Regions from separate parts of the Homo sapiens genome. Here region 1 is linked to region 2. The links are chromatin loops, found by intact Hi-C in ENCODE. Cell type or tissue: psoas muscle. All regions are shown on one strand. Links, peaks and the distances in the headings refer to the core of each region. The heading gives the core; the rest is flanking DNA. Region 1 overlaps LOC105370511 (a long non-coding RNA gene). Region 2 holds the start of LOC124903320 (a long non-coding RNA gene).

Evidence for each region. Peaks named below come from ENCODE experiments on the same cell type or tissue, not always from the same donor. Only the 100,000 strongest peaks of a DNase experiment are listed, where the experiment ranks them.
Region 1: it touches region 2 in a loop (3-fold over the local background); 1 of 110 quality-filtered maps calls a loop at or near these places.

The regions. Positions count from the first base shown.
Region 1 is chr14:55,885,072-55,900,458 of GRCh38, reverse strand. LOC105370511 (a long non-coding RNA gene) reads left to right here. Exons shown (of 3, transcript XR_943896.3): 2 at 799-882; 3 at 965-1,048. Among named protein-coding and RNA genes, the nearest start is that of LINC00520, 96 kb to the right of the region's middle. In psoas muscle, for the core only: no CTCF peak of the experiment used is centred there; no DNase peak of the experiment used is centred there; H3K27ac peaks cover 277 bases.
Region 2 is chr14:55,706,991-55,722,377 of GRCh38, reverse strand. It overlaps LOC124903320 (a long non-coding RNA gene), which reads right to left and starts at 6,877. Exons shown (of 2, transcript XR_007064179.1): 1 at 6,664-6,877; 2 at 643-955. In psoas muscle, for the core only: no CTCF peak of the experiment used is centred there; a DNase peak (open chromatin) is centred at 9,687.

The DNA.
Region 1 (15,387 bases), core at 5,933-10,932, 180 kb before region 2:
TTAATTTCAAAATTTTACAAAGTAAAAAGCAGAAACAAAATTTTTAAAATAGAAAAGAACTTATAGGATAAAGATACAAAGAGTGAAAATATTGTTATACAGTTGTACAATGTGTCTGTTTTAAGCTAAGTATTATAAAGGGCCAAAAAGGTATTGAAAATTAAAAATATTATAAAGTTAAAAAGTTAAAATAAACTTATTAGAGAAAAAATATACCTTTATAAATTTAGTGTAGCCCAAGTGTACAGTGTTTATAGTCCACAGTAGTATAGGGTAATGTCCTAGGCCTGCAGAGTCACTCATCATGCACTCGCTGGTTCACTCAGAGCAACTTCCAGTCCTGCAAACTCCATTCACGGTAAGTGCCCTCTACAGGTGTGCCATTTTTTATCTTTTAATACAGTGTTTTCACTGTACCTTTCCTATATTTAGATGTGCTTAGATATATACTTACCATTGTGTTACAGTTGCCTACAATATTCAGGATAGTAACATGCTATACAGGTTTGTAGCCTAGAAGCAATGTGCTAGACCAGATAACCTAGGTATGTAGTACGCTATACCATCTAGGTTTTTATAAGTACACTCTATGATGTTCTCCAACAAAGAAGTCACCTAAGGAGGCATTTCCCCAGTGCTGAGCAACACATGACTATAATGAGGAGAGTCAACCACTGACTTGGAATATTTCCCTGGATGTGAAAGATAAATAAATTTCTATGTTCCTGAACCCACACATTTTTGCTGGATCTTGTTACAGCAGCTCAGCCCTCCCTAACTAATTCGCTTCTCTACTAGATCACCAGTGACCTGATTAGCTGCAGATGTCTGAGTGGTCAGACCCACACCGGGATGTGAATCAGAGCTGCAGAATTGCCTCCGGTAAGACCAGGTAATCCAATGAAAGGTGAGAAGAAAGGTGGGCTCTGCTGAGCTTTGCAATTGATCCTGAATATAAATGCAGGTTGAATCGTGGACAAGGAGGAAAATGTTTTAGAAGAATTAATGTGAAGTCAGTGCTGGAGGCTAGTGACTAGTGAGACAAAAGGTAAGAGAGTGGATTAAAATAACACCAGATCATTCTCACTAGGTTTGGTTCTATGCTAAGTCTATGAGGAACACTGGGCTCTATTCTAGAAGAGCTTAGAGTTTTCTTCCAATCTTACCTGGTAAACCTTTAAGACTCTTCCCTCTGTAGATTTCTGGGTTACTTCCTTATCCATGCTGTCTTTCAGAGAAAGTACAGGGTTGGGTTGAAGAGTCTTCTGAGGCCCTACAACAACTCTCCTCTGTTCTTTCTGGGCCTAAGCTGGGGCTGGAGTGTTGATAGCTGGGCTTTTTGCCAAGGCCTAAACTCCGTCCCCATTGCCAAGGGCAGCTCTGGTCAGGGTAAGTTGCAGATGGCTGAAGAAACTCCATCCTGGACCTCTGGATTAGGCTCTTTTCCAGGGGGTTAAGTGTGTATAGGAAGATCTTGGGCTGATAGAGGTTGGGTGCATTGGAGAAGCATTGAGTGTGCCAGTACAGAGGAAAGAGTAAGGGAGGGGAGGGCGGGTCACTAGGGCCCTGAGGAGCTGAAATTTGTAGACTTCAGGTTCATTCATTCATTCACTGCATAAGCAATTGTATACCATATAGTGATTTTCAGGCCCTATGCCTGTAGAACTTTGATGCTATGAAAGAGTCTAAAAAAGCAGTGTACCCAGATTTTTTTGTAAAGTCAAATGGAAACTAATAGCACAGTATATGGCCACATCTGATCTCTGTATATGTTGAAAGAAAAAACTTTCAACAATGTCTTTCCCTGTTGAAATTGTTAGAATTTTATAGAAATGTTTGGATTGAGCCACTCTGAGGTCCTCATCTTGGGCAGTCCATGGCTTGAAAGGAAATGAGGGGAGAGAAGGAAGTAGCACGGGTAAATAGTCATGATCTATGGGGAAGTGACATCCTCAAACCAAGAAGTCCAGGTGTGAGGATCAGCATAGGAGCCTCTAATGTGGCAGCTGGCAGGACAGCAGATCAGAGGGCTAAGAATTGTTTTTGAATGAAGAGACCTCTTACTGCAGTAACTTGATCAGCATCACAAAATCCAGACAGGGCTGAGGGACAGCATCATTTCCTAGACATAAGGCCAGAGTGGCCTGATTTCCTCAGGCCGAAGCTGGGATTCTAGTTTTAATGACAAAGCTTTGGCCCTTAGACTCAGGATCTAGAGATACATTTTGTCTGAAAGTTAAGGAAAGGAATGAAGAAGAATCATAGTACATGACTAGGGCAGCATAAAAGAATGTCTGGCCCCCCACATCTGTCACTGGGTCTCAAGCAGAGCCTTCGTTGCCAGCAACGTCCCTTCAAGATCAAGTCGTCAGCTCCGTAACCAGCTTATGCCAGGCTAGAACCTCATGGCCCCCAGTGATCAGTTACAAGCTGTCTCCACCATGAAGAGCTATCTTGGATCCTCAAATCTGTAGGACTCAGGCCAATGTGATTTTTTCACATCTAGAAAAATATGCTTTTGGGAAAGAAACCACTAAACTCAATCACTCTGGGTAAATGACTTTGATGATATGAATATGGTATGGTATGGTATGGTATGGTATGGTATGGTATGGTATGGTATGGTATGGTATGGTACAGTATTAGTTCTGATATGTTTGCACTTCAGTCATAAGAAGCCTTTATCCCAAAAATTGATCAACTAAGTTGGAGAAGTATTGGGAGATCAAGAGCATAAGACTTATGGTTAAGCTTTTCCATATTTCCTTCGCACCAGATGGGAATACGGGTATGGAGGGGTTGAGGGTAGGGGTTTCTGGGATAATATGATTGAGAGCAACAATGAAGTAACAGTTAAGGACAAGAGTCTGTTCCTGCCTTCACAAGTAAGCGGCTGTAGGACAATGGGCAAGTCAACTATCCTTTCTGTGACATAGTTACCTTTGGATAAAATCAGAATAACAATACTTTCTACCCTTACATGGGAATTATGAGGATCAAATGAGGTGATAGATGTGGACAACTTTACTAAATACATACAAATACATGACATAATATTGTGTGCTAATGTTGTCAACAATGAGATTGTGTGAGGAGGGTGGATTTGTTAAACAGAGATGTAGAAAGCAACACAGTCCCACACAATCATTCTCAGCATGGACCCTCCTAGTAGCAGAAGTGACTCCTACCACCAAGGAAAGCAAAACACACACACACACACACATACACACGCTCTTACACAGTCTGTGAGTCTGTGGATATAGGACAGGGAGCTCAGGTTACAGAAAGAACTGCCAGGCCAAGGCACAGATCAAAGCTAATCCATGGTAAATGAGTAAAATGGTCAGGTAGAAATTTATAGAATTTACATTGAAGATTTTGTTATGCCTTCCACAGAAATAACTAATAAAAACTTGCTACTTAAAGTAAACTTTAGGAAGGAGAAATGAGAAGCAATCTACAAGTAATAGCAAGTGCCTTAAAACAAGGATGCCAACTCCAAGGCAGACAGCCTGGTAGAAGTGTAATAGAAACCAGGATTATGAAGCAAAACAGTTTTGTGGCCTCAAATAAGGTGCGACTAAGGAAGGAGGGCCTCAAAAGTTTTGCCAGCTGACTGTTGAGGAGAAGGATGGCCATTTCTGTGCCATCTAGCGTGTAAGACGTGCAACATTCATAGCCTGTGTGAGTGCAGCCAGGACCAGGGCCAGGGCATTGGCAGCCAGAACCCCCGGCATGAGGTGGACCCAAAAGGAAGGGGCAGTGGAAATGCTCCCCAAAGTAGCTGTATTAGTCCGTTTTCACACTGCTGATAAACACACACCCAAGACTGGGTAAGTTATAAAGAAAAAGAGGTTTAATGGACTCACAGTTCCACGTAGGTGGGGAGGCCTCACAATCATGGCAGAAGCCACCTCTTCACAGGGTGGCAGGAGAGAGAATGAGAGCCAAGTGGAAGGGGAAACCCCTCAGAAAACGCAGATCTTGTGAGACTCATTCACTACCATGAGAACAATATGGGGGAAACTGGCCCCGTGATTCAATTATCTCCCACTGGGTCCCTCCCACAACACGTGGGAATTATGGGAGCTACAATTCAAGATGAGGTTCAGGTGAGGACACAGAGCCAAACCATATCCGTAGCTGAGAAGACAGCTTTCCTTCAGGAGCACCTAGGAGCTTACTCCTCCCCCTCCGAGGGCTGGCTGAGGTTCCAGTGATTTTCCTAGGAGAGGCTGCCCCAGACACAATACGAACCTCCAATTCCTCAGTGCACCCAGGCTGATGTGGCCACAGGAAGCAAAGCTGCTTGTGCATCATAAGGGTACAATTCTCCAGTTTGGTGCTTAAGAAAATAAAGCGCAAGTGAGGCCAACTTGCTTTCCATTGCCTACTTGAACCCTCCCTCCAAGTGCTTCCAACTTTAAAAGCAACTGGAACACAGAAAGCTCACTGGTAGTTAAAAATTCAGACAGAGTTCGACATGGATTACTTTTGTTCCTGGAATCTGTGTGGGCAGCTTTTCTTTAGTCCTCGACACTTAGCAAGGGACAAGGGACCACAGAAATTACAAAGGCAAGCTTCTAGAGAGCAATCCGTGGTGAGCTGTAATATGTTTACTTATGAATTAGCCTTTAATCAACAGATTTAATATTAATTAAAAATTCATAAGCTGCTCTTTGCATAGAAATGACATAATTATGTCTCTGATTCAACTTAAAGTGTCCACTGCAGAATGTGTAAAATGTTAATTAGTAGCGAAATGCACTTAAGAAAAAAATTCTTTTAATTATGTAATAAGGCTCATTACAATGGGTAATCAACAAAGCTGCCAAATTAGCCCTCTGGTGGCATTTTTCTACATAGAGCAAACAAACTTTTGTTTGTAGACAAGGTGTGGGGGTGTGTGTGTGTGTGTGTGTGTGTGTGTGTGAATAGACAGATTTTAAATTGCTGTGGAGAAGGAAGCAGCAGTAAGTCCCAGAAACAGTTAGAAATGACCTTGTAATCTCTCAATTCTGTCAGACAGTAAAGATGACGCAGATAAAGGAAGAAAGTCTGAAGTATTCCTCCACTAGTTGAGCAAATGCTCAAAACCTCCACTGGGTCTCACCCGATGTGGTGTGATCTTTCGGAGACCTGAGCTCTTTCTAATAGTGGTAGGAGTTCAGGCAGCAAGAGTATTAACAGGTATTGAGATAGCATCAACAGAATATAGAATATCAAAGAAACAGAAAATGTGATCCCTGCTTTTCATTGATATGACCCCAAAAACTGAGTCTCCATCCATCCCGTTTGTGCAGATGCCAGCGTCAAGAACTCATCAAACACACATTTGTGGGCCAGGCACAGTGGCTCACGCCTATAATCCCAGCACTCTCGTAGGCCGAGGCAGAAGGATCACTTGAGATCAAGAGATCGAGACCATCCTGGCCAACATGGTGAAACCCCATCTCTACTAAAAATACAAAACTTAGCCAGGCATGGTTGTGCATGCCTGTAATCCCAGCTACTCAGGAGGCTGAGGTGGGAGTAATCACTTGAACCTGGGAGGTGGAGGTTGCAGTGAGCCGAGATTGTGCCACTGCACTCCATCCTGGGCAACAGAATGAGACTCCGTCTCAAAAAAAAAAATTGTGAACAAAGATGCAACCCATCCATCAGTGGTTCACCATTCACTCATTCATTCATTAAGCCCAGTGCCAGGGGCACACAGAGGACAAAGGTTTGCTTCCAAGCAGCTCTTGAAAGCAGCTTGAGGAGCAAATTTAGGCTTTGAAAATCAGACCATCCCAGATTCCACACATCATAGCCTCATCCTCACTACACAGAGCCACAGGAGCTTAGGCAAATAACTGTTGAGACTCAATGTCCTCATCTACATGGGGGTTACTTTGTCTGCTTGGTGGAGTTCTATAAAGGTTCCAGTGAGACAATCAATGTAAAGGATTTGGCCCCCGCACGGCAAAAGGCAGTGCACAATGACTGTCTCTGCCCCATCCTCACTTCGTGGCTGGTGCTGCTTTGTCAGCCTTAGCTAAATTTAACACACAGTATGATATAAAGACAGTGGATTTTAAGAAATTCTCCATGGACTTTAAATTAACTAATGTTGGTATTAAGCTGGGTAGCCCTGAAAAGTTACGAAGGTTTCAGACCCACCTCTAGATGAGTGCAGAGCTACTGCATCTGAATGAGGATGATCAAGGAGGTCTTGGGCACCTTTCTATATTCAGTGGCTCAGAATACCTAGCTCACAGAGGGTGCTTAATACATGTGGAATTAACAAATGCATGAATCTGCTAGGCAGGCCACCCAGTGCACACGAACTAGCCCAAAGCAGGGAACAACCGAGAGCTTAATCACCCAGTTTAAGCAGACTTGCTGAGACCCTCTTTGCAAGGAGGCTGCCAACTGTCAGATTTCGCGGCTCCAGCAGAGGCACTGATCCATCTTGGAGCCTATGAGTTCATTCTGACAAATGCCTGGAACGTGAAATGGAATGAGGTTGCCATAGTGGATGTGTTCCAGGATGGATCAGGGATCCATCCAAGATGAGCTTGCCCAGTCTGTAATGCACAGGCTCAGTTCTAAAGTAAGCAGCCAATGCCACTGAGATCTCCTTACCACGCTCTCCCGCTGCCAGGATATGCCTTGTTTAGAAAGGAGGGCCAGAGCCTGTGTATGAAAACCAGGAGATCAGCACCAGCCAGGGCAAGGGCAGAAAGACTCTGAAATGTTCTGTTCAGCCTCAACCACTTCTGGTTGCCCTCCTTACTCAGATATTGCTTTTACAAAAGAATTTAATGAACAGTAAAGGATAGATTGCTTAGCTAGAGATAGATGATAGGTAGGTAGGTAGGTAGGTAGGTAGATACATAGATACATAAACATAGATGGATAGATAGAGAAGGTGGGAGGGTTCAGGCACGGCACTTTCCCAGAGGTATGAGCATTTACAAAGAGAATGCAAACCTTTAAAAAGGAAAATCCTGTGTGTGGGGATTCATGGGACAGCCCAAATTTGCCAGCTAAGTGGTACAGCCAGCCCTCAAACATAGGCTTTCTGATTCCAAATCATCATTTCAGGCTGCCCTCATACGTAACATTATATCCTAGGGAAATAAATATGAATAATCAGTTACTCTTGCTTTAAAAAATTCCTCCCACGACACAAAACCTGCTGTAGGAACAAAGTTAAGTTAAATAATTTGGGGGCTCTAATGACAACAATCAGATAATTGAGACAGGAAGAAACACCAAGTGTTTTGACTCCCAAAACCATTTTCTTATAACCCAATTTCAGTTTAAATCTACACAACAGCTGCTGGTGGTGTTACGTAATTCCCTAAAGGCACTACCTCCTAGAAGACAACATTGTAAATAACCGCATCAAATCCCAGCAAACTCTGGTCTCAGCAATGACCTTGAGGCTAATCGGACCTCTACTTTCTATATCCAACAGACACCCAGAAGTGCAGGATATGTCTGGGTGGGCTCCTCCAGGAGCTACATTCACTGTTGTAACCTACAAAACCATAGTAACAATCTCTATACAATTTGGATAATGACAGTCTGTAAGTGTGCTATTGGTTTTCATTATGATAGACCATATTACAAAACTAGCTATAAAATGTTAGATGGGCAGCAATGACCTTCATTTCAATATCAGATTCTTCCCTGACAGCCTCCTCAGTGTCCACTTCGGGATCACGCAGGTGCTGAGTTTCAGTCAGGGCATATGGGAACATTTTTGCTGTCCGTTTGTAATCAGAGCCATAGGAACTTGGGGTGCTTGTTAGCTCTGTAACTCAGATGTTAGCTGGGATTTCACAGACACTTAAGATCTAGGTAAGATGAATTCATGCCCTCTTATCAAAGCCCAAAGCCCTAAGCTCCCTCCTCAAAATTCCTCAGATCCTCAAATATTTATGCTTATATCATCTTTGACCTCCAATTCCCAGCTTCTGCTGTAATTTTGTTTTTCACTCTGCATCTTGTCCATTGATCTCTACTCTGGAATTGACCCAAACTAAGTATCCACTCTCCTAAATCCTCACCTTCAAAACAAGTTCAAATAGTAATAATTATTATTAATAACTAAGACATTGAGTACTTACTATATATCAAGCACTATTCAAAGCACCTATGTATAATGATGCATTTGGTCTGCCCAACAACCCTTTGAAAGATGTTCAGAACTGTTGCATGTACCATAATTAAGATTTGAGGATCACAGCGAAGCAACATCGCATTATGCACCCAAGAAAAACAATATACAATTCTGTCTAGTTCATTCTGGTTGCTCTGGTCTTCAGTTTTTTATAGTCTATCTCTGTCCCATGTAGCAAACCCAGCCTTTCACTCTCATCACATCTCCTTCTACTCTCTCCCATCCCAAATTTCCTCCTCACTTATTCTCCCTTAAATTAACCTAAGAACCTCTTTTTTTTTTTTTTTAGACGGAGTTTTGCTCTTGTCTCCCAGGCTGGAGTGCAATGGCGGGATCTCAGCTTACAGCAACCGCCGCCTCCTGGGAAGAATCTCTTTCTTATGCAGAGAAATTCTGCACCTACCCCCAAATTCACGTGTAGAAACAATTGCTATGCTCAGCAGAACAAGGAGACTCACTCTCCATGGGCAATGACTTCCCTTAGAAGGCAGCTTGGGTTATAAATAACACGTTTGCTTGAGGTTGTTGGTTCTTGTTGTTGTTATACCTAGAAACATATCAGGAATTGAACTGAAATCATTTGTGGACAATCACTTTTAATATTTTAAATTTAATTTCTTTGCATAGGTAGTACATTTTCAAGTTCTAAATTCAAAGAATTCAAAAGCATATACATAATAAGAATTCTCCTTTTGCCCCAGACCTCCAGCAACTGAATTCCTTTCCCAATAGCAACCAATTTCATCAAGTTGTGTACACTCCAGAAATATTTTAGGCATCTATAAATACACTTTCTGAAATTTCATCCTTCATTTTTTTATCATAATGATATGAAAATGGTAACATGTTTTGCCACTGTTTGGCACTTTGCTTCTTTCATTCAACAATAGCTCTTGGTGGTCATTCCATATTTACATGAACAGCCGCTTTATTCTTTGCTATGGTTGTGTATCTAACCAATTCCGTAGGGTGGACATTTATGTTGGTTCCAACCTTCTTCTCTTATAAACTATAGCACAATTAATAATATACCCATTAATCATCTCACATGTGTGTTCACACATAGACATTTAGGTTGATTCCGTATCTTGGCTATTGTGAATAGTGCTGCAATAAATACAGGGGTGCAGATATCACTTTGACATACTGGCTTCATTTCCTTTGAATATACACCCAGTAGTTGTACTGCTGGATGATATGGTAGTTCCATTTTTTTTCTTTTTGAGGAACCCTATATTATTTTCCATAATGGTTGTCCTAATTTATATTCCTACCAACAGTGTGTAAGGGTACCCTTTACTCCACATCCTTGACAATGCTTGTTATCTTTTGTCTTTTTGATGATAGCTATTCTTACTGGAGTGAGGTGACGTTTCACTGTGGTTTTAACTTGCATGTCCAGACCTTCCATGAACTGAGTTCAAGTTCTTTTTGCCCTATCTTCAACCGATCTTCTGCCCACCCTACACTCCAGGTCGACTGATCTCCCAGCTCATCCTCATCCACTCTCAGAGCATTTCTGCTTAAGATGCCTTCCTCAACCTCATTTTTCCACAATCTCTCCTCCAGGAATTCTTCTTCCTGGGCCCCTATCCCTCCAGTATCAGTGTATTCCTTTTCTGGACTCTTCTAGTGTTCTATTTATACCTCGCTATTGGCCTATTCTGCATTGTGATATGTGTATTTATTCATCTAACATTCGACAAGTATTATTTAGGCTCCATGATGTGCCGGGCACTGTGCTAAGTGCTGAGTAGACAGAGGTGACCAAAGCAGTGAGGAGCTCAGTCTGGAGCTCCTCGCAGAGCTCTAACCATCTAGAGGCCTGAATGGAGGCCTAAATCTCCTACCAGGGCAGTGGTTCTTAACGGCAGGTGGTGGTGGCCGTTTTGTCCCCCTGTGGGACATCTGGCAATGTCTGGAGACATTTTTGGTTGTCACAACTGGAAAGGGGTGCATTGCTATATAGTGAGTAGAGGCCAGGGGTGTTACTAAGCATCCTTCAATTCATAGAACCTGCACCCATAACAAAGAATTATCTGGCCAACCTGGACAACATAGTAACACCCCATCTCTACTAAAATTTTTTTAATTAGCCAGACATGGTGGTGCACCCCTGTAGTCCCAGCTACTCAGGAGGCTGAGGTGAGGGGATTGCTTGAGCCCAGGAGGTCGAGGCTTCAGTGAGTCATGATGGTGCTACTGTACTCCAGCCTGGGTGACAGAGCAAGACCCCATCTCAAAAAAAAAAAAAAAAAAGAAAGAAAGAAAAGAAAAAATTATCTGGCTGCAAATGCCAAATGTCAATAGTTGCTGAATGGAGAGACATTGTCCTAGATTTAAAAAATAAATAAAATTAAGTACCTAGGGAGGGGAGTGTGTTTATTGCTTAGTTTAATATTCTCCAAAACCCCCAACACAGTGACTTGATACATAGTAGCTCCTACATATTTTCAGGAATAAAAATGGTACCCTTAGGATATAGGAAAGAGATAAGTTTTAATTAGGAAAAGCAATAAGAAATATTAGTTAATTTCAGAGGGGAGATCATAGTCTAAACTTCTTTGCCATGGGTATGGTAAATTAAGTTAGTATTTTATGCTCCATTGTTATGTTTTCTTCATTATAATATTTATCATATAAATCCACCAACTTACATAACTCATTGGGAAAGCAAGGGATTAATTAGGCAATTTCAAGATGCATAAATACATTAATATTAACAAAATATATATGGTGACTGGGGAACACATTAAGAGACATAAATCAATGATAATATAGCAGAGCAAACTTACCAGCAGAAAGCAGGCTTGCAATGTCTACAAATGTTCTTTTGTATTTAATAATGTGACAGATTCCTGGCACAATCCTCGTATTTGTTATAGGGCTATTAATTTCATCATACGCACCTTGCATGAACTTGCTTTATTGCATTTGTGAGTATAATGGGAAAGGTCATGAGAGGTCACTGCCACGGCAATGACTTGGCATCCACAGCTTTTGAAATGATTCCTGGGCGCACAGCAAAGACAAACCTCTGGCAAGGAATGGCGTTCTGATGTGCTAACAGGATGCCCACAGACATGCATATCAGGTTCAGGCTACCTGGGAGCTCTAGCCAAGCCCAGAGTCTCCTTATATCTGCGGGATTTTCCTCCCAGCTGTCCAAGGAAGACTTTATTCAAAGGTATAAATCCCCAACACTTCAGTCTTAGAATCTTACTGAGAGCTGTAATTGGGCCCTTTTCATTTTACAGAGAGTGAAACTAAGGCAGAAAGAGTTGAGGTGGTTGCCAAAGGCAGACAACTGGCTGATAGATGACCTGGTCTAGAGGCCTCTGAGGCTACTAACATCTCTTTACCTTTTCTGATTTAAAATCAAATAATCTCCCACTATTAAAGAGAGATTACACTTAATATACCCATTGCTAGCAACTGGCTTCTTTATTTCATGTATTATTTGGTTTCAAATGCATTTTACCGTTGAAAGAGGCTTTGTATACCTTTAACCAAACATGGATATGTTAATTTACGCATTTGTCAATGTCTGGTGGTTGATGTCTGTGGAGCAGCCAGTGTCTAATCAAGAAAATGGAAAATATTCCAGATATTTCAGAGGGCATTTCATACAGGTAAATGGTTCATGGGGTGTTGGAGGGATTGGGGAGCACAAAAATCCAAACTGCAAAATTGCTCAAAGATAAGTAACTGTGGAAAGGGCTTAGAAGAGCAAGGGGGACATGATGTCCTGGCTCATGTCCACTGCACTCTCCTGGCTGCCACAGTAGGAATCACCTGGCTGCTGAGGAGGAACCCAGGAGAGGCGCTTGCTGCCCACTGATGCTGCTTCCATTGCTGCTACTGCTGCCTGGAGCTGATAGTCTCCCATCACTACCTCCCATTGGCAGAATCTAGTAAGCCAGCTGGCTAAGAAGTCTGAGAGGCATAGTTTCAGGCTTTTCCTGTCCCAGAAGTAGAAAGGTGGGTAAAAAAAGGCTAAGTATGAAGTTGAGTGACCACTCTTCCATTGAAAATTCTGTGCATGTCTCATGTAAGAACAAACTGCACGTGTATTTTTAAAACGTGCCCATTGTTGCTCCCATGTCATCCAGTCTTCATCATCTTTTATTCCTATTTTTTCTCTTTCCTTCCTTCTTCATATATTCTGGGCTAAGCAATGCATTTGGCATTGGGAATGCCAAGTGAACCAGACAGTGTTCCTGCTCCATGAGAGTTATAATTTATGCCAATGGTAAGACAAACCTTTTGAGCTCTTCCAAATTTTTTTCTTGTTTTCATTTTTGTTTTTACTTTTCCCATTTCTAACTTTCCCAGGATAGTAATTCCCTTATTTAAATGACATACAGATGCTGCTTAATATTCATGAATTAGAGAGCTGTTTACACTCCTACGGTAAACATAAATCATTTGTCTAATAGGATGCAATTTCAAGATTAAGAGAGGATACTAGTTAACGAGTGTGTGTGAATTTTATCGTCTTATTCTTCATAGCTGAGACTCAGTCAAGGCTTTCTGTATGTTTATTGTAATCAGCCTAAGGGATATTAATAAATAATATTTTTCAAGACAAAAAAGATGAAAACATAGTTTGTATATATGGATCTCTCTCTCCCTCTCTCTCTCTCTCTCTCTCTCTCTCTCTCTCTCTCTATATATATATATATATATATATATATTTTTTTTTTTTTTTTTTTTTTTTTGAGACAGAGTTTTGCTCTCGTTGCCCAGGCTAGAGTGCAATGGCACAATCTCAGCTCAACGCAACCTCTACCTCTCATGTTCAAGCAATTTTCCTGCCTCAGCCTCCTGAATAGCTGGGATTACAGGCATGCACCACCATGCCTGGCTAATTTTGTATTTTTAGTAGAGATGGGGTTTCTCCATGTTGGTCAGGCTGGTCTCGAACTCCCAACCTCAGGTGATCCACCCATCTCAGCCTCCCAAAGTGCTGGGATTACAGGTGTCAGCCACCGTGCCTGGCAGGATCTATATTTCTCATAGAGCTTCTCTGCAAAATGCATAAAAACCAGTTTGTTCACTCATTGAGCTAAATGTATTGATGGTTACCAGTGTATCCAGTGCTTGGTGCTAAGTATACAGACGAACATAAGAAAGAAACCCTGTTCTCCAGAACTTGCCACCTACTGGAGTCAATTAACAGTGACAGCCTGGGGTACAGAATGCCTAATGAAGGGGTAAGAACACACAGAGAGAGGGTGCCCACGTCAGCCGGAGGACTCAGGGAAGGTTTCCAAGAGAAGGAAGGATTTCAATGAATTTGAAGGTGGGTACAAATCAAGTGAATAAGGGAGAGGAGGAGAAGGCCTTTCAACCCCAGGGCACATTGCACAAGAAAGGTCATGAGATAGGTATTAAGGAAGGTGCAAGGATGACTTCTATCAAGCGTGAAATGAGATGACACTGTGGTTGTTAGCAGGAGTTGGGCTTTGGAAGTTTTAAACTAATGTGCAAAGGGCTTTATTCCTAAGGAGGTGGTGAGCCACCTACCAGCTTTGGAGGGGAGAATAAGATCATTCTGGGAGCAGCATGGAGGATGGATTGAAAGGAATCAAGACTGAGACAGAGGGAACAGTTGGAAGACATTGTGGTCCCTAGATGAGAAATGACAAGGACAGAAATTGTGAAGCTGGAGGGGGAGATGAAGAGCAGAAGGCAGAGCCAAGAAATATACAAGCTAGAGAGTCAATAACATAGAGTGAGAAGAGGAATGCTGTGAGAGGGCAAGGAGGATCTCAAATGCCTTCCAGGATGCTGATTTGGGTGACCTGCAGGCTGGTGGTCCAATGACCAAAGCCAGGAAACATAGGAGCAGGACAAGTTAGCAGAGACAGATAGTGAGTAGTGGAAGATGGCTGGGGGAGAAGGGGAGTTCCATTTTTAACACGTTCAAATTCAAATGCCTAAGAAACATCCCCATGAAAAGACCCAGTGTTTGGTGGGCAACATGGATGTGGAACTCAGTGGACAGGCCTGAGCTGAGCTGTCTGCATGGCTTTGAGAGTCATCTGCTTTGTAAGTGAAGCCACGGATGTGGAAGAAATAACTCACATGGGAGAGAAGAAGGCTAAGGATAAATTGCCTGAAAACATCGACGTTTAAAGGACTTACAAAGTGAAAGAAACTCACAAAGAAAAGGGAAAGAATGGTCAGAACTGCAGGAGGAAAAAAAGTATGCCTGTTCTGCTCTTCTTCATCTTATGCACCTGGATCCCCCAGGTTGTTTCTGTTGGAAACCAGTTGTCCATCCTTTCGTATCCTATTCTTCAGTGAGTTCTATCATTACATTTTCAAAACAGATCACAACTCTGTGTGCCTCTCCTTACACTACTGGCAGCATCTGGGTCCTGGTTCAAGCCCCTGGACTACGTGATCTTCACCTCCCCACTCATCCTTAATTCCCCCTTGCTCAGCTGTAATCCAGAGAACCTGCCTGTTTTGTTCATTCAACACAGCAGTAGTTTGTTGAATGATTGAATGATTGAATAAATGTAGAACTGCCTAATGGTACAAAGAAATTGGGAAAATTCTTTTGATTGGGCATTCGGGAAGACTTTGGTAAAGCCATTCTCCTGGAGAGGTAGAAGGTGTTAGTAGCTGTGTCTTTAATTCTCCGTGATGTTAGTGACAGGGATTATTCTCTGCGGCCAGAGGTTACTCTCTTGCCTGTAGACAGAAGAGCTGAAATTAAACTATTTCTTAAGATTTTAAGTTTCCATAGAGAAGGGGATTTTTTTTGGATGATCAAAAATATCCATTGCTACTCAGTGCCTCATGCTTTTAAGGAAATCATAGCATTAACTGTCCAAATCTTGAATCTTCCTTAAACCTCCCACTAAAATTTTGATATATCATAAATGTCAGTGCCTCTAATGAGATACCAGTACCAAATCCCCTGGGGTCCTCATACGCTTTCTATGTCACATCTTGGCAACTTTCAGGAAGTGAGGTAAGGGATTTTGTGCCTTCTACATCAGAACCAAATTGAGGAGTAGATGCTTTCACAATGGAAAATTTATCTCACTAGGTACATGTCTGCCAGACCATTACTGCACCTTTCTGTAACCTTTATGAGGTGTGGAGTGAGTGGGTTTTAAAGAGGGAAAAAAAAAATCCTCTAACAGGATTTCTCATGAGTCAATTGCCAGAGTTGGCAGAAAGAGTAAAACTGAGTT
Region 2 (15,387 bases), core at 7,028-12,027:
ACCATCTTTCAATGGAATGAGCCCACACTGACAAGAGCACTTGTAATCGCTTCCATTGTGTATTCTTAGCCAATTTACAACTACATTCATTGAATTAATAACGATCAGCTGGGACTCGCAAAGGCCTAATACCCAGGGCTCCCTTCTGGGGCTGCTGGCCTGACATTTAAATATTTATTGATGATAATTGGATGACAGATAGGGATGGGCTCAGACAGAAATAAATTCAATCTGCTTGCACAGGCAGAAACCACGTTATAGCCATGATTCCTCCTCAGGCCACATAGATACAGTACCAAGAGAAATGAAGGTGAAGAGTCCTCTGATAAGCTGTGAAAACTAAGACAACGATTCTTATGATTATTTGCATGGTTGAAAGACAACTCCTTAAGACTAATTTTTGTTTTTGTTTTTTTTTAATGTGTGTTTTTGTTTGTTTGCTTGTTTTACCAAACTGTCAATAAAGACACGAGAATTTAGAATTCAAGACTTTGCTTTCTTGGATTCTGGGTTTTCCTTCCTATTCTAAAAATGTTTGAAATGGGCACCAAGTATTCAATCTGTGTACAGATCATTAAGATTTTGTGTTTAAGATCTGCCAGGTTATGGTGCAGTAACAAAGAACCCCCAGATCTCAATAACTGAAAACCACAAAGGTTTTTATTTCATGTTCTACACCACAGGTCCCTCTCAGGCTGGCAGGGCATTCTGCCCAGCACAGTCACTCAAGGACACAGGCTGATGGAGCAGCCAATCACCACTTCCCGGGGGAAAAGGAGAGCTCTGGAGAATCTTGCATCAGCAAGGAAATGGTCTGGCCTGGAAGCAAACCACACTAACCATGACCACAGAGGACCTGCTTAAGATTGCTCTGACCTTAGGTCCTTTCTCTGCTTCTCACTAACCATGTGGCTTGAACATGTCACTACAACTCTTGGAGGCTCAGATTCCTTATCTGAAAAATGAGAACAATACAAGTTAGTCATCAAATTGCCCTGAAGGATAAATGAGATAATAAATATATAGAACCACATACTAGAGGCTCAATAAATGACAGTATTTTGGGGTTTTTTTTAACATGTTAAAGAAAAGACTTCCATGGAACCCAGTGGGCTCACAAGGATGTGTGCTTTTGCTCACTTGCACCACATTATACACAAAATTCTTGAAAATATATAATAAGCCACGATACGTACATGTCTCAAGGCTCTCACTGCCACAAACTGTAGTTTCTGACAGTTTAATTTTGTATGTAGGAAAAGGTAACCTGCAAGTAACTGAAGAATTCACCCAGAGTTGTTCCATAATCAAGAAGGTGTAACACCCAACTTTGTGTCTCCTGACTTCCACTGTAATCTACCATCTCATTGCTATGCGCTTCCTTTCCCGCATGTGGGAGAGAAGGAAGAACAGTATACTATGCCCCAGGACAACATCTTTCACAGCAGGCTTTTAGACAAGAATCAGGTAAGTCCAAAGGTTATTGTCATTATTTATATGCAATGATCACTCTTCACAGCTGTATTTTCTATGATAACTAAGAAAAATTAAAGAGATCAAAAAATGATTACAATTATAATTATGGCTCACATTTACTGAGAATTTACCCTGTGCCACTTCCTATTTTATGAACTTTTTAGGATTATCTCATTTAATCCTCACACTAACCCTAAAAGGTGGGTTACATTATTATCCCATTTCGCAGGTGAGAGAACTGAGACACCCTGAGGTGAAGTGTCTTGCCCAAGGTCTCCTGTACAGTAAGTGGCAGAGTTAGGATTCAATCTCAGGATATTGTATTTTGGAGGCCATGTTCTTAAACTCCTCAGGATGGCTATAATATACAGTTATTATTTTGAAATCTCACTTACCAGAAAAAGGAAATGATGGCTAATACAATTGCTCTATAGGTTAAAGGACTGTGCTAAGAACCAGAGGTTCATTCATATTGTTTTATTCTCATCCATGATTACACTCACCATCTCCCTAGCAGCAGATAATTAAACAGCAGGAAAGTTCTTGAGCAGATAAAGAAAGATCAGAAGGATAGGGTAAGATTGGAACATAGAGAATATGATCAACTGATATTTACTGAATGAGTGAATGGGAAATTCATCATCACTAATTGAAGAAAACTCAAACTATTAGTAGTCAACTGCATTCCTTTTATAAATGAAATTCATTATTTCAACTGTGTCAGCCCTTCAACACAAGCTACGCATGCCAGATTCTGCATATTGAACCTCATTGTACCACCGATTTTTTTTTTTAATAAACCAAGAAAGACAGTTTATGGAACAGAGTGTTTTTAGGAAGTGTCATAGGGTGGAGGAAAGAGAAGGAACTCCTGCCCGTCTTCAGGGAGAGAAAAAAGTCCCCGTGGATGGAACAGGAGGGCTCCATCAGGCCTGAGAGGTACTTTTGCAATGTTATGGGACCAATAAATTAGAAAGGTAATTTAGTACCTATTATTTGATTTCTCACCTAAAGGAAATTGTAAAATTTCAAATCTGTGAATTTCAGGTAGGACCAAGTCATTTGTACTTCCCCAAGATGTCACAGCTTATGCTCTATCAAACAAAACAAATCTCTTTCCAGATGAAGACAACAGCATTAAATGTAATTCTCTGTGTGTTTTAAAATGAATAACCAATTAGCAATTATTCAGTCATGAACAAACAGAACTTACTCTGTTCCTCTTCCTGAATTCTCAGAAATACTTGGAATTTAATGGGATGTAATTTATGAGACAAAGCCCATTTTTTCTTTCACATGACAAAATGGACTGCAATGAACAATTTCTGTGATCACAGAGAATGGTCACTATTGCTGGTTGTGGGCTGCAGAGGTAACAGGAGCTGGCCAGGGTAGGTTAATACCACATACCGGGCCTTGTCAGTCAACAGCCTTCAGAGCACACAATTCCACCTGCTGTTCTTGCTTCCTAGGCTGTGCTTGTTGAGAAAGACTCAGCCCAAGCACAAGTAGTGAATGGTTCATGGTACCCGCCAGCAATGGGGATAGGAAACATGGGTGCTGATAACTTGTGGGGGAGGCAGAGGTCAATCAAAATTCATAATCGAAACAGTTATGTAACAGTCACCAAATCATCAATTTGTTATCAATGACCTTCAAGTCAACTGGAATAGATGAGCTTCACTGAACCAACATAGGATTAAGGAAACCCAGAGGGGAACCCTATGGCTTTTTGACTGTCACGGAATGTTGATTCAAAAATGATGGAAGAATCTCTCCTGTTTGGTCCCTAAGCAGACTTGTGGCTCCCAAGAAGCCTTCCTCATATCTTCATGTTTATCTGGGCTAGGTCATGGTGGAAATGACCTGGAAACGTAGATACCCAGCACCCACCACCATACACATATCTGTGTGCCTGTTACAGGACCTAAGTTGTTACTTCCCTCTAGGCAGGAACTATACCTAACTGTCAAATGGCTCTCTATAGAGGCCATAGCTCACCTGTGCCATAGATATACAAACATACTTTTGTCAAACCAGCAACATATATAGTCTTTGGCAGTATCATGATTTTGTCAATAAATACCTAGACATACCAGCTCACACTTTCCACCAGCATAGTTTCTCCCTGTTCTGCAGAGTCACAGCTCAATGGAGGGGCGCATGGATGGCTGCCAAGGGAGGGAGAGGGAAAGAAGCCCAAAAGGGTGGGGCATCTATCCCACTCCACAGCCAGGGCTGCTGCACAATCTGTCTAATACATCACTTGAGGAGGAGTTTGATTCTTTAAAAAATTTGGAAATCATTGTTCTAGAAGGTCTCCAGTTTGTCAGAAAAGTAAGATTTGTATTTAGTGTGCCTCAGCACAGAGAAGCAACTTTTTGTATAGAAATGTCCTGGCTGGGCATGGTGGCTCACACCTGTAATCCCAGCACTTTGGGAGGCTGAGGCAGGTGGATCACCTGAGGTCAGGAGTTTGAGACCAGCCTGACCAACTGGTGCAACCGCATCTCTACTAAAAATACAAAAATTAGCCAGGCATGGTGGCATGCACCTGTGGTTCCAGCTACCCCTCAGGGAGGCTGAGACAGAATTGCTTGAACCCAGGAGGCAGAGGTTGTAGTGAGCTGAGATCACTCCACTGCACTCCAGCCTGGGCGACAGAGCAAGACTCCATCTAAAAGAAAGAAGAAAGAGAGAAAGAAAGAGAGAAAGAAAAGAAAGAAAGAAAGAAAGAAAGAAAGAAAGAAAGAAGGAAGGAAGGAAGGAAGGAAGGAAGGAAGGAAGGAAAGAAAGAAGGAAAGAAAGAAAGGAAGGAAGGAAGGAAGGAAGGAAGGAAGGAAGGAAGGAAGAAAGAAAGAAAGAAAGAAAGAAAAAGAAAGAAAGAAAGAAAGAGAAGGAAGGGGAGGGAAGGAAGGAAGGAAGGAAGGAAGGAAGGAAGGAAGGAAGGAAGGAAGGAAGGAAGGAAATGTCCTGAATTTCCAGAGTAAGGTATTTTTCTTTCTCTACACTGAATATTAATTCAGCACTCCAGGAAGAACCAGCAACTCTGGGTGCCTCAACAGCCTGACAGGGCCCTTACTCTATTAACCAAAAAAAAACGCCATTAAGGGAAGGAGAAGAGAGATGAGCAAAACAAGAAGTAGAAAAAATGGTAGAAATACACCACCAAGGAAATGCTATCATGTTACCTTGCTCCGCGGGAATTTACTTAACCGTCTCCATAGGAATGGTCTGGCCCAGCTATTAAAAGGTTCACACAGAAAAAAGAAAAGTTGGGAGACAAAATTAGCTGAGTAGAGGCCATGTCTGCTTTTGGAAGGGCTATGGTCAACTCACAGTCCTGCTGAATCTACAGAGAGAGAGAGAAACTAGACCCCAGGCTGAGTAGTCTGTAGTGAATTTTGTATGCAGCTCTCAACAAAAGAGCACTCAGACACCCTGGCACCAAAGATATGAACAAGAAAACGCTGAGAACATATATCTGTTTATCCGTCTGTGATCCCAAAAGAACTCATTTAGTAAAAGGTCTTGGACTCCAAATGCATCAGTCTGTTTCCTTCCTGATGGTCCCTGCTACATATGTGGCCGCTTGGACATCTGAAAGGAAAGGGGCCTGTGCTATTCTGATGTTCATCCAGTAAACAACAAATTGGTGCTTAAAATGGGGAAGCGGGAAGCTCTTCCCAGAAGAATCCAGATTCCAGGATCTAAGGGGGTCATGTTGATCCTAGAAGCAGCCACTGTGTGAGGATCCTTCTGTCCATGAGGCCACCAAATCTATTCTGCTCCTGGGGACCAGACAAGGTAGGGAGTCTCACAAGCCACAGTGGAGAATGGGATTGGAGTTGATGGTGAGTGGAGGAAGAAATCCCAGGCTTGGGCATCGGGGGCTCACAACTCTGTCTGCTTCCAGCTCCTGGACCAGAGCAGCCCTTCCATGCGAAAACTAATGCTTCAACTTCACACACCCGGAGGTGCCTCCTGCCTGCCTTTACCCAAGTCTTCCACCTTTCATCACCCCTAAACCTTTTGTACCGCTGTGCTCCTTTCACAGTGGGGCCTGGATAGCCACTGCTTCTGAGGCCATAGTCCCAAAATACCATACACCAAAATGGGACTTCTTTGAAGACCCCCGGGAAAGTCTGTTTCAGTGACTTTTCCTCTAAACAGGGACTCCAGGGGAAGCTCCAATCTTGGTTTGGGGGGCATAGCTTCCATGCTGTGCCTCTGTGCTGTCTGCCGGAAGATTTTGAAGTGGAAAAGGACAGAGCTGTGTGGGTTGTGCACGGAGTGGTGTGGGTTCTGCTGGGTTGCTTTCTCTGATCCTCAAAGACCTTTTTCCATCCTACCTCCAATCTGACCCAGCCTAGGGCACTCTGAAGTCATGGATTGATCCTTTCTCTCCCACACATAAAGCAGCTTCTTTCATACTGATATTACCTAAGCAGCCTCTCACAATTAGGCTTGGAATGGAGGTTCAACAGCTTTGCTCTAGGGTGGCTTTGCTCTGGTATTTTCACTGTAATAGCTACAGAACCACTTAGGAACATTTCATAAACCCTGGAAATTTAAATTGGCTTTTCAGAGATCCATTAGCTCATGAAATCTTAGGTTGTGTCACTGTTGTGTGAGAACCCATAGAAACGGGTATGTAAAACAAGCCTCCAGCAACCACACGGTTCCTCACAGTGACTTCTCTATAGCCAGGGGCCAACAGATGTGACTAGCTAAAGTGATTGGCTAAAGGAGGGGGCGTTGTCATGGGAAACCAGGACATCTCACTTGCAGCATTTTCTTAACCCAGTGGGGAAAAATGTTCCAGTTCTTATTTTTCTGTTTGACAACAAGATGCTCAGCTATCTGGAATTCATCTGTGAAGAGTCCCACAGGAATTTGGCAGTGACATCAGAGCAAGGGAACTCATTCTAAGTGATTAAAATGGAAAGTTGTGGCCGCAACTTTCTAATATCACCAATTCACAACAGATTTTCAGTCCTCCGTGGCTGAACCACCACTTAGCTTTTTAGGAAGGAGAGACACAAGGCTCAGCCAGAGGAATTTGGATCATCTCACTACAATCGTGTGTGAAGGCAGAGGGCACAGACAAAAGAGAAGAGATGGGGCCGTCAAGGCAGGACCAGGTAAGCAGCAAAGAAATGAACTGTTCATCCCAATCAAACTTACCATGGAGAGACTAGATATACCTCTGTCCCAAAAGAACCCATTGAGCAGTCTTTGACTCCAAATGCGTCAGTCTGTCTCATCTTGGTTGTCCCTGAAACATACACAGCCATTTGGACGTCTGGAGGGAAGTGGGTCTGTGCTGTTCTCATGTTCGTCTGGTAAACAACAAACTGGTGCTTAAAATACATATACTGTGGCCGGGAGCGGTGGCTCACGCCTGTAATCCCAGCACTTTGGGAGGCCGAGGCGGGCGGATCAGGAGGTCAGGATATCGAGACCATCCTGGCTAACATGATGAAACCCCGTCTCTACTAAAAATACAAAAAAATTAGCTGGGCGTGGTGGTGGGCACCTGTAGTCCCAGCTACTCGGGAGGCTGAGGCAGGAGAATAGCGTGAACCCAGGAGGAGGAGCTTGCAGTGAGCCGACATCACACCACTGCACTCCAGCCTGGGCAACAGAGCGAGACTCCATCTCAAAAAAAAAAAAAAAAAAAAAATATATATATATATATATAGCATAACGTCGAGCTTTTGAGGTTGAGAGATCAGACCCCCCTCCCCAAGCAAAGTATATACCTCTCACATCAGAGCCACAGGGCTCTTTGCTTCTTGGACAGCCTAATCCATCAACCAAAGTCATCTTCCCTTAAAACTGAATGGGACAGGACAGTAATCTAGAGGAAAAGTTCAGAAGAAATTTCACTTTTTACTCTAAAACCCATGTTAGAGCACTCTCAGCCTGAATTCCTTGAAAACATGTCCTGAGACAAGGATTAAGGGCTAATGCTTTAGGAAGTACAGTGCCAGGGCATTGCACCTGAGGAAAAAGGAAAGCAAGTCAGGGAAGGATGGAGAGTAAATGCTGTCCACTGCTCCTCAACAAGTTTCAAGAGATGCATTCAATCCCCAACTCGTGTACCTTCTTGACCACACAAGACATCTCTGGCCAAGCTATATAGAGAAAAAATGTCCATCAAAGAGAAGAATGGACAGGGAATTTGTTTACCTAACTTCATTCTCATTGGTAGAATGTGACCCACAGTCACACTTTGAATTTCGGAGTTAAATTAAAAGACCTATTGCCCCCAGGGGATCCAGATGGCACATCTTGTGGCATGATGCTCATTCACGTCCAGCAGTGCCGCAGGGAGGAGGCAGAAAGACTCTGGGCCTCAGCCCCACATCAGAGCCTTGCCAGAGCCAGTGTCACTGCAGCAACTGAGATGGAGCAAGCCCTGAGTCTGGAACACAGGTGAGGCCAAGAGAATGAGGGCACCTGAGATGTGTCAGGTGAAATGACATGATACTTAATTAAAGGAAATTGTTTTGGCCAGGCACAGTGGCTGATGCCTGTAATCCCAGCACTTTGGGAGGCTGAGGTGGGCCGATCACTTGAGGCCAGGAGTTTGAGACCAGCCTGGCCAACATGGAGAAACCCCATCTCTACTAAAAATACAAAAATTACCTGGGTGTGGTGGTGCATGCTTGTAATCCCAGCTACTCGGGAGGTTGAGGCAGGAGAATCACTTGAACCTGGGAGGCGGAGGTTGCAGTGAGCCAAGATCGTGCCACTGCACTCTAGTCTGGGTGACAAAGTGAGACTCTGTCTCAAAAAAAAAAAATTGTTTCTCCTCATGCCTAGTTTTCAACATAGCTGTCCTCACTTCTGAATTCATCACTGGAATAGGCAAAAATCTAAAGTTCAGGAAGCCTGAAATGAAGCAAGGTCTCCCTGCCCCTCTGCCTCTAAGTGACCTTCTGGAATGGCAACGACTCCCATTGCCTCGTTGCACCTGCTCCCTGAGACAAGCTTTCTGTTCTCTGTCTACAGACACAGTAGTGACTGGGTAAAATCAGGTTGGCCCATTGGGCCAGTGGGGGACCCCAATCTAGATTTTGGTTTGATGATGAAGACAGAAAGAGCTATGCATCCCCTTTTCCATATGCTGAGGCAGTATATATAGCATAGGTTGAGAGTTTGAGGTTGGGCTTTGGAGTCAGACAGAGTAATGTCGTAACTCGGTCCACCACTTACCAGTTACGTAACCTTCCTCTCTGTTTCTTCATATGTAAAATAGGCATTAAACTAGTACCTCCTCACAGAGCTCTTGTGAGAATAAAATGAGACAATCCCAGTAAAGTGCCGAAACAGTGCCTGGTACCTAGAAGGCAGAAAATCTTAGCTATCATTACTAATAGAAATTCTCTTTCCCATTATTATACTTCATTTTTTGTCGTAGCTGCCAAAAAGTTGGGAGGTAAAGTGCAATTGCATTAGCCCTCATCATTCACAAATTCATTTATTCTCCTGATTTCCTGTACCGTTTTATTCTCATTATCGTGTGTGTGTCCTTTTATCTTGTTTCCCTTCATGCTTTCCTCCAGCCCCATGTCATTCCCATTTTTCTGGATAAAGGAACTGGCTGCTAATCTGTGCCCTGAACCCAACACTCCTTGTAGGGTAGGTGCCTGGTGAGCAGGCCCCTCACCACAGAGCCAGATTCCTGGAGGGCTGGGAGCTGACCCTTGCTTTGTGTGTGTCTAAAGAGGGCTACACCTCCATTAAAAGGCAAGCACAGCCAGGCAGAATCCAGCTGTCACTGCCTGGAGCACTGAGAGCAGCGGAGGACTGAGGAGGAGAGGGAATAAGAGTCTTTGACAATAGATAAACCACTCATCAGACCACCAAAACTGCCAAAGGCCAGCTCCTCACCTCATTGCTGTCCTAAGCCATTTAGTAACAGACAACACTGTTCTGGAGATGAAGGAGGCACCCTGCCCTACGCTCTCCTCCCCAAAACGGTGCATTCTGTTTCCTGCAGCAGTGAGTCTTTCATGTAATGGAGAGTTTATTAGTTGAGATTTAAAACTCAAAGCCACAGGATACAGATTGAATTGCAGTCTCCCCAAGGATCCTAAAGCTACAGACTCCCGAGTAACCTCCTTGTATTTCCAAAGGTCATACTCGCCTGTGTGATTCCCTTACAACTACCAAAGGGCACCCACAGCTGGCAGCCTCCCAGTGCGGCCTGGCACACTGTAAAGAGAGATTATGTAACTGCCAGTGACAGGGGATAGGGAAGAGGAGGGGAGCTCGCATCTGTGGATGATGCCTCTTACCATGCTCCATACTCACCGCAGCTCTGCATCCTTGCCTGCCAGGAAAGTAAGGTAGGCTTTGCCTGGCTGAAAGAAAATGTGCAGCAGGTACCCCTGCCATCTAGGGTAGAAGAGAGCCTCCTACTTCTTAGGTGCTGAGGATAAGCTTCTCCTGTGGGCACCCTCATGTTCCTTTGCCCCCAGGGCCTTTACGGCCATCCCCATTGTCTTGGTTCATCTTCTGCTACTATAACAGAATGCTACCAACTGGGCAAATTATAATGAACAGAAATTTATTTGGCTCATGGTTCTAGGGGCTGGAAAGTCCAAGATCGAGGGGATGGCATCTAGTGAGGCCTTCTTGCTGGGTCATAACATGGTGGAAGATATCATACGGCAAGAGAGACAAAAGAGAGGGCCAAACCTGCTTTTATAGCAAACCTACTCCCACAATAACAACATTCATCCATTAAAGGTCCCACCTGTCAACACTGTTGTGTTGGGGATTAAGTTTCCAACACATGAACTTCGGGGGACACATTCAAACCATAGCACCCATCTTCTCACAGCTCAGGCCACTGGGTGCAGACTGAGGATGAGTAATGAGGCCTGAAAAGGGGGAGGACCCATCACAAGCCACCAGTAGCCCTCTTTATGTCTCAGGAATCCCAGGTGAACCAGGAGAAATGGGCTGAAATAGCCAGTCTTATAGTCCTGAGAAATCATGTAATCCAAACCAAAACAAGCCAAGAAAACTCAGATACTGTCTGCTATGGGTAACACCAGAATAGTGCCTTCTCATTCATTTAGGCTCCAGCTAAACCCAACAAAATAAGCACAGCCATTCAAATTTCACAACCTCCAACTGTCAAAGTAGAATATTAATTTTATATAAATCAGAAATTTTATTGTTATTATTTAATTTTAAATAATAGCAAATTTAGTTACATAAAAATATTTAAATAAAAGTATTTAGCTTTATATAAATCAGAAATTAATTTTAATTTCTGAATGTGAGCCCCCATTTTGCTGATGGTAGTGAATTTCATCTTGCCAAGTTTAAATAAACGTCCAAGCACACTGTGTCTTCCCCATTACCACTGTAGTCCTCTCTCAGCTCCACCCTGCCCTTTCAGGAGGCATAAGGACCTTTGGATATTCTCTTTGCATTAAGATGGGGTATCAGGATTCCATGAGGCTAACGTCAGAGCCCTCTGGCTGTTGTCCAGTCATATGTGACTTCTCCACCGCTGTGGGGCCAGGCTGCCTGTGAAGAGCTCTAAGAAGTATGTGGTCTCCTTGGGCTGCACCATGGGCAGGGAAGTGCAAGTTACTATGCTCAAGAATCACCCAGACCTCTCTGGGTCTCTATCATCATCCCCCCAACCAGGGGCTTGGCTCTGACAGTGTGATCCTTTCTCTAAAACACTCCTGACATCAAATTCAATTTATCTCCTCCACTAACTCAAAAAGCAAAACCAAGGAAACGCCTCCAAAGCCAGGAAAAAGATTTGTATTTGGCAAGAAGGCTGTCCTTACATAATTATTCATTCTTTTTAATTCTATTGTTTATGAAATCAACCTTATCCTCCTTCAGGCATTTTGACTGCTGGAACTCAGATAATAATAAATAATAGTAATAATTTTTTTTTAAACAATAGCTTTTCTCTTCTTGGCAAGGAACTGCCAGCTTCACCGACCATGGTCTAATCCAAGGAGCTACAGAATCCACATGACCCTTTTATGGAGCCTCCCTGATTTCAGGCTCCTGCCCTGGATACAGAGCCAGAAAGAGCAAAGAAAGGAAATTCTGTGCTTTTCAAGTAAGTCAACCATCAGAGCCCAAAGGAAGTAAAAATAACTCAAGCTAGTGTCATGCAAGCACTTGTCCAACAAAAATAGAAGTGGCTCTGGCCATGAAAGGCTTTGTCTATACCACAATTGTCCCAAAGGGAAACACCAGTTAATCATGGTACCCTTCAAACGGCCATTTCTTGGTTATGTTCCCTTATTTCTGTGTTAGTTCCCTCTAACAGAAAAGTAAAGGAAAGAAAATTGAGAGGGAAGAATAGAGAAGGAGTGAGTAAGGATCAGCCCATAAGATATGGCAGCCCATAAGATAGAGATTTTTTAAAACAACACAGAAATTATTTGTTTGAGACACACATGCATAAATACTGAATATTAAATTTAATTTTAACTTTTTCTATATTAACCAAATTACCATTTTTAACTGTATACTACTGTAGTCTACATTTAAATTTCCTTACTTGTGCTAATAATATTCTTTAGAGTCCAATTTTCCTCCAGTATCCAAAATCCAATCATCGATTACACATCGATAGCAGTTAGTTGAATGTCTTGTTAGTTTCTTTTAATCTGGGATAGTTCCCAGACTTTTTGTCTTTTATGACACTGACTGTTTGAAGAATCCAGGCCAGTTGCTTTGCAGAATGTCCTTCAATTTGGGTTGATTTGGTTGTTTATTCTTGATTAGATTCAAATTCAATATTTTTGGCAGGAATTCTGTGCAGGTGGTGTTGTGTCCTCATATGTCACATCAGAGGCCATAATGATGATTTGTCTATTATTGATGTTAAGTTTGATCACTTAGTTATAGCAGTATCTGCCAAATTTCTCCACCATAAAAGTTCCCTTTTCCCTTTGTAATTAGTAAGTAATCTATGGGACGATACTTTGAGACTGTGAACATCCTCTTCCCCAACAACATTTCAGCCAATGGTTTTAGAAACCATTAATAATTCTTGCCTGAATTATTACTATGTAATAATTAAAATAATATAAAAATTAATAAAAATAATTGTAATAATATTACAATAATAATTATTTCAACCACCATAGTGGTTGAAAATGGTGCTTTTGTAATTCTATCATTTGTATTTATTAATTGGCATTCTTCTACAAAGAAAGGCTTTCCCTTCTCCCCTCCCCTTTTATTTAGTATAAATATAGATGGATAGGTTCTTTTTTAATGCAATGAGTTATTACTCATAACTGTTATTACTAATTTTGATTCTCAGGTTGTCCGAAATTTGTCCAGGGGAGCCCCTTGAAGCAAATCCTGTGTCATTTTGACACACCTTCAGTTTTAAACACCTTATGGTGGTATTTAAAATGAAAGAAAGAAATCAAGGTTGAAATGCTGAAGAAGGAAGAAGAGCCACAAAGGACAAGACAAGAGAAAGATAGTTCTGATGACAATGAAACTCTTTTTAACTAAAACAGAACTCTTGTCTTCAGCCAGAGCTCTCTGTTGTCCACCGCTGGGACTTAGATATATTCAGGAGCCACAGGGACAGGCCTGACAACAGGAAACATACATGGAAAGTCTCCTGGGAAGAACTCAAGATTTTTCACCTGATGGACTTTAAAGTATTAAGGCATGCCTGGCAAATAGTCTATTTTCAGAAGGGTGAAGGAAGGTAGGACTCATCCTAAGGAAAGAGACAGTTGGGCACAATGGATTGGTCCTTGGTTGTTAAAGGAGAATAGAAGTTATTAAAAATGAAAGTATGGGGGATACTACAGGAATCCACCTCCAGCCAGCCCTGTAGGTGAGAGAGAGGTAACTGAGAGGAATGGGAACTCTAGCTCATGGAGGTTCAAGCAACACTGCTTTGGAACCCTTCTAGCAGAAGGCAACACACCGGGGAGACAGCTGCACTTCCCCTTGGCAGCACAGCTTGTTATGGAATGAATGTTTGTGTCCCTAAAATTCATACACTGAAATCCTAATCCCCAATGTGATGGTATTAGGAGGTGGGGCCTTTGGGTGGTAAATAGGTCATGTGGGTGGAGCCATCACGAATGGGATTAATGCCCTTATAAAAGGGATCCAGAGAGTTGTCCCTCTCGTCCTCGCTCTCGCTCTTGCTCTCTTCCTCCCATGTGAAGACCCAAAGAGAAGTGAGCAGCCTGCAACCCAGGAGAGGGCCTGGCCTTGCCAGAACCTGGCCATGCTGCACCCTGACCTCAGACTTCTAGACCTCCGAGCTGCGAGAAATACACTTCTGTTGTTTATAAACCATCTAGTCTATGGTAATTAGTTATAGCAGCCCTAATGAGCTAAGACACAACCCCATACAGCTTTGGTTTCCAGGGAAGCCACAGCAGAATCTACTTTGGCTGGCAGATCACTTGCACCTGGTGGAACAGTGCAGACACTACCAGAGAGGGCTTCTTTATGAGAACCTTGGGACTGACCCACAGAAATACATGAAATGGAAAAGAAGATGAACTATTTAGATAACTCTACATGAACAGCCTAGGCCGATTAATTTAGGCTACAAAATAAATAGTCCTTTGCCTGGGAAGTAGACATGGAAGTTATAATGATCCCTGAAACAAAGGCTCAGTGGGGTCCTCCTGTGTCTCAAGGCCAACTAGCTAGTAAGTAGTACTCACAGGACCTGAACTCCTAGTCCAACATCCTCTCCACCTAGCAGAAAGGAAATGAAGGCAGATGTGGAATTCCAGAAGGATGGAAAGAGAAGTCAACATCGCCACAGTAAGAAAAGTGTGGATGAGAATGATGTAGGAAGAGTCAGAATGGTCTGCATACGAGAGCCAAGAAGGTCACCTCAGGAACCCCAAGACTGAGGAAGAGATTCCATGGAAGCCAAAGGTACCCCAGGGCAGCACCGTTAAGGGACAGGAGAGATCAGGAACATGCCCTACTGGCTCTGCCTCAGATGACCAACAAACACGGTCCATAGTCAAATGGAATGGGGAGAATAAAGGAAAAACTGCACCTCAACGAAAGCAGAAATGATCACAGGCAGAATCACAGTGGGGAAAGAAGGCAAGAAGCAGGAACAATGAAACAAAAGTCGATGTCAGGCCTTTGTTGGGCAATACCCACTATTCATAAGTATTTGTGATAGACGAAGATGCCCTCAGGGAAACACTTCAACAAAAGCACAAGATCAAACCTTGACGGGAATGGCTGCCAGTCCCTAATACAAACCTTTGCTTATTTATTTTAAATCTCTGAGCATCACTTACAGGAAAAATAAACTTTCCTTCCAAAACTAAGTTTGCTTATATGCATTGTCTATTGCCTCCCCCTAGTGATTGGATATGTGAAATGCCATAAGAATCTATTGGCAGAGCTGGAGAAATTAAGTGACCGCGATGATGGTGATGACAATGACGATGATGATGATGATGATGCCTTTTTATACTTGAACAGTACTGCATGCTCCTCAAAGTGCTTTCACACAGGTAATTTCATGTATCTGGATAACTACTTTGTAAAATAGACAATATGGATTCCACTTCCAAATCATCTCACACTGACATTGCTTTGGAGCCTATTAATCAAAATCCGAGACAGAAAACTACCTAGGGATTTGGAGTCAGACCTACATTTGTAGCCTGGTGCCACCATGCACCCCTTTGTGATTTCGAGCCAGTGGCTTAAACCATGAGCCTCCATTTCCATATGTGTAAAAGGGGTTGAGACTGTATATATCATAGAGATACAATAACCACTATATGAATCATTCAGTACTGGCTTGAGCACTGTGCCTGGTGTGAGGTAAGACCTTTTAAAATGTCATGGTGGTGGTTGTTGTTGCTGCTGCTGCTGCTGCTGCTTGTT